Regions from separate parts of the Mus musculus genome. Here region 1 is linked to region 2. The links are chromatin loops, found by intact Hi-C in ENCODE. Cell type or tissue: gastrocnemius. All regions are shown on one strand.

Evidence for each region. Peaks named below come from ENCODE experiments on the same cell type or tissue, not always from the same donor. Only the 100,000 strongest peaks of a DNase experiment are listed, where the experiment ranks them.
Region 1: a loop joins it to region 2, with 2.9 times the contacts of the local background. A loop is called at or near these places in 1 of 42 quality-filtered maps.

The regions. Positions count from the first base shown.
Region 1 is chr7:141,190,153-141,194,152 of GRCm38, forward strand. Hras (Harvey rat sarcoma virus oncogene) reads right to left here and starts at 3,852. Exons shown (of 5, transcript NM_001130443.1): 1 at 3,688-3,852; 2 at 2,678-2,829; 3 at 2,290-2,468; 4 at 1,979-2,138; 5 at 1-1,315. The coding sequence starts at 2,788. The coding sequence ends at 1,196. Lrrc56 (leucine rich repeat containing 56) reads left to right here and starts at 3,978. Exons shown (of 13, transcript NM_001172064.1): 1 at 3,978-4,000. In gastrocnemius, no CTCF peak of the experiment used is centred here; DNase peaks (open chromatin) are centred at 1,883, 2,117, 3,331 and 3,927; H3K4me3 peaks cover 2,979 bases; H3K27ac peaks cover 2,310 bases.
Region 2 is chr7:141,090,392-141,094,391 of GRCm38, forward strand. Pkp3 (plakophilin 3) reads left to right here. Exons shown (of 13, transcript NM_019762.2): 13 at 1-119. Sigirr (single immunoglobulin and toll-interleukin 1 receptor (TIR) domain) reads right to left here. Exons shown (of 10, transcript NM_001355055.1): 3 at 3,336-3,534; 4 at 2,809-2,939; 5 at 2,587-2,727; 6 at 2,195-2,338; 7 at 1,990-2,092; 8 at 1,764-1,914; 9 at 1,412-1,601; 10 at 784-1,110. The coding sequence ends at 947. Among named protein-coding and RNA genes, the nearest start is that of Sigirr, 8.2 kb to the right of the region's middle. In gastrocnemius, a CTCF peak has its summit at 2,079; a DNase peak (open chromatin) is centred at 2,116; H3K4me3 peaks cover 741 bases; H3K27ac peaks cover 728 bases.

The sequences.
Region 1 (4,000 bases), 100 kb after region 2:
TGTCTATTGGAGGCTCCTTGCATTTCAAGTGCCCTAAACAGAGGGACTTCACCCAATTCCACTCGAGTCTGGAAAGTATAAAGGGCACCCACCATGGGCCCCAGTGGCCAGGAAGAGGAGCAGGATAAGCAGATGGACCCTCCTGTAGCCATGACTAGAGCCAGAAGGAAGCACGCAGTGAGCAGCCATCTGACCTGCACGTGCCTCTCAAGGCCATACAGGTGACTTGGAGAAGAACATCTGTACACCTCAGAGAAGAGGGAGCAACCAGTGAGGCACTTTCTACCCTCTCAGGGAGTTGTGATGCCAGGCCCTAGGCACCAGTGGGACCCGAGGCTACACAGATAACATCAGGGCCCTATTTCCATAGTCCTAGAATCTCCATCCCAGGTCAGAGGGCTGCAGGATGTTGGGTCAGGGCAAATCTTACACTCTGTCACTCTTGAGGCTGTATTTCATGGATCCCAGAATGCAGGAAATGTGTTTCCTGCTGGAGACAAGGGATACCCTCTTACTCTCAGAGCCCTCCTCCTCCCATTAGTTAAAGGACAATAGGTCATATCACCTGACTATCCTTGTGTTGCCTATAACTTTCTGCAGCAAACACAAGACAGTTGGGACAGGCAGAAGGGAAGGGCTGTATAGTCCGAGGTCCCAGGCCAGCCTCCCCAGCCTCTTCTAGCACAGGAGCAAGGCAGATGATGGACCCCAGGTGCCCAGCATCTTCTGTGAGGCCACAGGCAGTGCACCTCCTACTTCCAGCCAGAGACAAGTCAAGACCATCAAATAATTTACTGTGATGCAACGTGTGCCCTCACAGGCAGGCGCCCGGAGGGAACTGAGAGGGGTGGAGGACTTGGGTGCCAGTGGCAACAGGGACAGTTCATGACAGTCTGTTCAAATTGTCCATGCGAAGGTCTTGGTCACATCTGTCCACCATCCCTGGACTGGCCTGGCTCCAGCACCGTTTCCTTCCTTCCCGCCTCTTTCCTTCCTTCCGTCGGCACCTCCTCCCTGCATCCGGCACCTCCATGTCCTGAGCCTGTGCCGGGACGGGCACAAAGGACATGACTGACTGCAGGCGGGGGGGATTGGCAGAATTGGGGGAGCAAGGACATCAGAGTGGATATGAAGTTCATCTGGCTAGCTGAGGTCACTGCCCCAGACGTCTCGCTGGTCCCTGCCTCACCTGGTGTCAGGACAGCACACATTTGCAGCTCATGCAGCCAGGACCACTCTCATCGGGTGGGTTCAGTTTCCGCAATTTATGCTGCCGAATCTCACGGACTAGTGTATAGAAGGCATCCTCCACGCCCTGGGGACAGAGGGACTAGATCAGAGAGGACTCTGGGGAGAAAAGGGGTGCTGTCTGGGTAAGAAACTCCCTGCCTAGATCAGGTCACACCCCAACGCTGGAGGCTCCCTTCCTCAGCTGCAAAACCAACACAAATAGGGAGCTGGGCCCTGGCCATCCAAAAGGCACAGGCCACTCTCCTGAAATAGGGTTCACTCCTGAGTATCACTCAAAGTCAGAGCCACTTAACTCAGGACTCTCCCAGACCCCCAGTACGTCTCAAGTTGAACAGCCTAACAACACTGAAGGGCTTAAAACTAGCCAGTATCCACAGGACACTGGGGACAAGAAGAACTAAGGCCCCTGGGTCGCCGCTCCGGCCTGGCTCAGGGCAGCTCTCTCCAGGGACCCCATCCTGCCCTAGAGCTATGTGAACTCAGAACTGCAGGGCATAAGCCCAGACCCTGGCCCTTGCCTCCCTCACAGCCCTGCGGTCTGGGAGACTTACAGCTTGAGGGCCGCTGGGTCACATGGGTCCCGGGGGAGGGGGGATCCCAGAGGGTCCCGGAGCTGGAGCCAGAGCGGCTGCCCTGTGTTGAGGGAGAGCGGCAATGAGCTCTGCTCCCTGGCTGGGGTGGGGTGCGGTAAATCCTTGACTAGCTGTGGAGAGGGAAACAGGCTCACCTGCCGGGTCTTGGCTGATGTTTCAATGTAGGGGATGCCATAGCTGCGAGCAAGGTCCTGGGCCTGCCGAGACTCAACAGTGCGAGCAGCCAGGTCACACTTGTTGCCCACCAGCACCATTGGCACATCATCTGAATCTTTCACCCGCTTGATCTGCTCCCTGGAGGGGGATGGGGTGGATATGAGCCAGCTAGCAGGCTGCAGGCATGACTGTGTCCAGGACATTCAAAAAAAGACATAAAGCCTCAGTGTGCACACGGAACCTTCCTCACGTGTGCCACGGGCTCACGGGCTAGCCATAGGTGGCTCACCTGTACTGATGGATGTCCTCGAAGGACTTGGTGTTGTTGATGGCAAATACACAGAGGAAGCCCTCCCCTGTGCGCATGTACTGGTCCCGCATGGCACTATACTCTTCTTGACCTGCTGTGTCTAAGATGTCCAGTAGACATGTCTCCCCATCAATGACCACCTGTTTCCGGTAGGAGTCCTGCAAAACAACACGGCTTAGTGGGGGTGGGGGGTGGGGGTGGGGTCTCACCTCTCCTCAGACCAGAGAATCCACAGAACCAGCCTACACCCTTGCACCTCTCATACCCTGATGGATCATACCCCATAACACCTACAAGACCTGGGCTGTTTGGTCATTTACCCATGACCACTGCCACAGCCCACCTCTGGCAGGTAGGCAGAGCTCACCTCTATAGTGGGATCATACTCGTCCACAAAGTGGTTCTGGATCAGCTGGATGGTCAGGGCACTCTTTCCCACGCCTCCAGCGCCCACCACCACAAGCTTGTATTCTGTCATAGCTTCTACAGCGGCTGCCAATCCAGGAGCTCCTGCCCCACCTGCCAATGAGAAGCACACTTAGCCAAGGCCCTTGCCACTTGAGACGGCTAATAGATGCCTGACCCAAGGGCCCTCTCCAGCATTGAGCAGGCAGGCCTGCCAGTGGCCCAGTTGATCACCTGTGGCACCTTCAGCTTGAAAAGGGAGGACCCCACCCCCACCCCCCAACCTCCTCAAACAGCACTTAATGGCTGTGTGAGGAAGCAGGGAGAGGCCCCCAAGGCAGGGCTGACAGCTGAGAGCTTCTCCCAACCACGCACCCAAATTAGAAGTCGCTAGGTAGGCAGAAACCCTCAACTGGAGGCGCCTGAGGGCTGAGGCCACCCCCCAAAAAACAGGTCCTGCCACGGCGGCCTCGGCGTGCCCAGGCAGGCCAATGCCAGCCTACAACCGGCTCTGGCCCGCCGGCATGTGGGTGCAACCTACAACTATTTACTGAGCGCCTACTGCATGCCAGGCGCGGTCCCGGCAGCGGGGGGAGGGTGGCTGGAGAAGGACCCTGCCCTCCACTAAGACAAACCTTCCACAAGGGGCCAGGGAGCTTTCACAGAGGGGGGGAAAAACGGCTGAGGGTGTGGGAAGCAGGTGACTACAGGAACGCGAGGGATGGCTGGGAGCAGAAGGCCCTGGTTGGGGCCCAACGCGGGTGTCCTTGTGGCCCCGAGGCCCGAGCGTGATGGCCGCGGGGCGCAGAGTCTCCGGAGGCCCGGGCGGCGCCTCGCTGGGAGGACGGCCACAGGCAGAGCGAGTCCGGCCGCAGAGGCGGGCAGCCGGACGCTAGGCACGCTGCCGGGCCGAGAGGAGCAAGGAAGCACCGATCACCTGCGCCCCGCGCCCCACCCCGTGCCCGCACTCACCGCTTGCTGGCGCGACTGCCCCCGGGGCCGGGGCCGGGGCCGGGGCAGGGCGGGGGCGCGGACGGGCGCCGGCTGGGCCCGCGCATGAGCTCCGTCCGCGGCGGGTGCGGCTCGGGCTGCGGGCGCCGGGAGCGGACGGCGGGGACTTGGCCGGGCCCGCGCTCGCCCCGCCCCGCTCCGCCCCACGCCCGTCCGTCAACTCGAGGCGGCCCGTGATTGGTCGAACTCCTCCGCACCGCGACCTGTTGTGGTTGGCTGAGCAACCCATCCGTCAGAAGCCGAAGCTGGGCGGGGCTTCCTGGAGCCGCGGGGA
Region 2 (4,000 bases):
AGAGCTTGAGCTGCTCTGGTGTACTGGGTGGCGATTAGTCACAATGGCAAGGGCGGGGCCACCCTCGGCCTGACAGCTTTGTGACGGCAACATTGGGATTAAAGGTGGTTTTGAACACAGCCCCAGCTCCGTGTGTTTCCGTGACTGGCCACAGATCCTGAAGTGTACATTGTCTCCAAACACGACTACCTGTCCCAGAAGACACACCTCCAGGCCTACACATAGGCCACCCAAGGCGGAAGACACAGACAGGACGGGAAAGGAATTAAAAGGGATAGCCAACCTTACTGCTATCTGAGGCATAAACACACCAGAGCTGGGGACTTCCCAAGCAATATCCATGCCATAAACACAGCCAATACTCTGTCCACCCAGAGCTGGTGCTAGGAGGTGCCCTGAGGTGCTAGGAGGTGTCCACCCAGAGCTGGTGCTAGGAGGTGTCCTGGCCAGAGGATCAGCCTGGCTGCCCAAGGCTTGAACTCCAGGAAACTCAGAAACAGGAAGTCAGAACAATTCCTCATAAAATTATTAACAGTGGCTTCTTACTCAAAAATCTGCCCATATGAGAGAGGACTAGAGACAGTCATACTCCCAACCAGGAGGGACACTGGGAGCTATTAGAGCAAGGGATATGCCAGGGCTAGCTGAGGATAGAAGGCAGGTTTGAGCAGATAGCAGCCTGGGGAACATGGTGCTGGTAAGGATGAGAAGAGTCAGGGTCTCATGATGGAGGCAATAAGAGGCCTAGCAGTTACCTACCACCCAGACAGAAATAAGCCCGGGCAGGAACCAACAGGATTTTATTTTGTGACACCCTGGGGCCACACTCCTTTCCTGAGGGGCCCAGGGATAGAGGCAAGGGTTGTGATCCTAGGAAGGAGTGCCTGCTGCCTCTACCCTGGAAGCTGCCACCGTGATCTCATGGTCTGGGCTGCTGGGATATGGGCTACACATCATCCTCAGACACGAGGCAGTAGAAGTCTGTCCGTGCACTGTAGTTTCGAGAGCCGAGGTCAGAGACATCCATTTCACTGCCGTGGCTCTCTCCTATGCAGATCCTGGTTTCCTGCAGTGGAGTTGGTGGCTCCCCAAAGACAGGTCCACGGACACCTGCAGGATACCACAAGGCCTGAGGCTCCAAGATCGACAGCCAGTCTTCTACTAGGATCTGTGACCAGAGGGGGTTACTGTATGCTCACCCATCAGCCACAAAGACACTAGAGGCCCTGAAAGTTCCCCTACAGAAGCCTAGGAGCAAAACACCTCCTCAGAAAGAGGCACTGAGGGCCACTGTCTGTGGAGGTCAAACCTCCTTAGGAGACAGGATCTCTCGATGCCAGAGTCCTCCAAGCCTGAGTCCTTTCCAGGACGCTGGAGCTGTGTTTGACCCCTTGATCTGCAGTGAGCATACCCAGGTCTCCCTCAGGGTCTGGATCCAGCTCTGACTCCATGCCCCGGCCCTGGGCAGCACGTCCTCTCACGATTAGCATGGGATCTTTGTCATCCTGAAGTCGGGTTTGAGGGTCTCCCTCCACCGGCCTGTACTGCACCTTCCGTGGCAGTGCTAGCTGTAGCTCTTTCCAAAAATCAGAGGAAGGAGTCTGGGGGCCAGGTTTGGACAGAAAGTATAAACACATAGGGATCTATAAACAGGAAGCCTCTAGCCACCCAGGCCCAAATAGCACTGCCCTTGGCTGACTCGCAGGTCCCCCAGCCCTCCAGCATCTCAGGCACAACTCCCCTCCCGCCCCCAGCCCTCGCACCACGGAGCCAGGCTTCCAAAGCACCAGGGTCACGAGGTGGCGGTGCTGGCGCAGGAGCCGGAGAGCAGGGTGTATGGGCTCACGCCTCTGGCCCTCAAAGGTGATGAAGATAGGTCTGCGGGTGAGCTCCAGTAGGCGGCACAGTCCCTCCCTGAAAAGACCGGACTGTCAGGAGGGGCAGGATAGGTCTCCTGGTCCCCCATCCCAAGCCAACAGCCCAACGCACCGGAAGCTCTGGCTACACCAGGGCCGGCTTAGGAAGGCATCTGAAAGAACCACGATGAGACGCCGACAGCGACTCAGGTTCACCAAAAGGTCGGCAGAGGGCTCTGTAGGCAAGGGCGTGGGAGGACGGGTGAGAGGCGGGGCCAGTGACAAGGGCGGGACTCAGGGAACAGAGTAGGGACCAGGAGGCAGGACTTGGGCGGTACCCGCGCGAGGCAAGAGGTCGCGGTCCTCTAGGAAGAGTTTGTATCCCCGACGCCGCTCCAACTGAGGCTTCAGAATAAAATTTACAAATTTGCGGTCCTCTGGGCAGTCGCTATAGGACACGTAGGCATCGTATAACTTCCCATCTGTAGAGAAAGCCAGTCAGCAGGGCCAGTTAAAGAGGCACCTCTAGTCCATGTTCAGCACTTCTCTGAACATGTCTCTTCCTTCGGTTGACCCCAGTCCTGTGCCCTTCTGAGACACTGCCTTTCCACTGCCTCTGAACACCTAGATCCCTCTACAGCTACAACTCCCTCCACCTAGGACTGAACCCGGCTTGCAGCTAGGCCCTTGGCTGAAACCTGTGCCCTAATCCATGCAGAAACCCACATACCGTTCATCTCCACCTCCCCGTAAGTGTCTTGGTACCAAAGCAGCATGTTCAGCCGACACTTAACATAGAGCAGGGCCACCAGCAGCAGAACCACCAGGACCAGGAGGGAAGCCAGTACTGCAGCCACATGGCCAGCAGGGCCTGCAGACAGGGAGAACCACTACTCCTTTAATGTTAGGACTACAGGAAGCCCTTGCCCTCCACCACCTTGAACTCCCTCACCAGCTCGCCAAAGAGTGAAGGAATGGGAGCTGACATTCCAGACAGAACAGGTGAAGGTTCCATAGTCCTCTGCATTGGTCAAGTTGAGCACCAGGACACTGGACACAATCTCTGAGAAGTTGGCGCTGACCCTGGGAAAACCAGGCCAAATCCTTACCTGGGAACCAAGAACATTGGGGGGATGCCCAAGTCCCACCTGTCTGAGATTCATCCAGGGAGAGATTGCAGATTTAGGCTAAGTGGACAGAATTTGGGCCTACGTCATGGGGATCCTTTGGTTACAGGCTTAGCTAGTCAATGAACCATTATAGACTAAGAATTCTATGCCCAGACAGTCTACAAGATACATGAATAAACAAAGACCCAGAGTCAACCCTCTATCTGTGGTCATGGAGATAGTTGGCCATGTCAGATTTGCATAAGTAATACATCGCCTTCACTCATGGTGTTAGAGTTAAGGGTGTAGGTCAGAAAGGCTGGCCATGGGTGTATCCCAGTGGTTACTCTAATCCTGGATGCCTTCTTACCAGAAGTCCTCATGGAGGCTGAAGTGGCTTCCATTGCCCAATGCCAGACCATCTTTCAGCCACTGCACTGATGGCTGGGGACACTGGGGCCTAGAGAACACCCAAGCTGTGCAATTCAAAGCAACTTCTCTGCCAAGGGCAAGACCCAAGGCCTGGTCTTCAGATGGGGAAAGGAAATTAGGGGCCATGTCACAGACACCTGCAGAAAGAGTACAACAGGTCAGCCTACTGCCATGCTATCCACAGATGCTCTAAAAACACTTGCAATGGGCACACAACAGTGATCACACAACATCCATCATGAGTCCTACAGGCAAGAGCCCGGGCTTGCATTCTTTCCTCAGCAGTGGGCAGTTGTGTTCTGCTGGCCCTCATGTGACAGCCTTGTGCTCAGGGGGAACATTAACAGAAAGGGGAGTGGCCAGAGTCATAAGTGAGCTGAGCCAGCCCAGCCAGCGGAGCCCATCTGTTGGTTTATCCCTGGTAGACACGAGTCCAGGCTCCATACTACCCCGTCAGAGTAGAGCCAGCTCCTGCCTCCCTCATCCTTCAGGCTTCTACTGAAGACCTACAGGGACTGTGGGTACCAAAGGTTGAAAGAATACATATAGCGTTCGAACTTCTTCCACAGAGACAGGGCAAGCCAGAGTCTGGGCTTCCAGGAA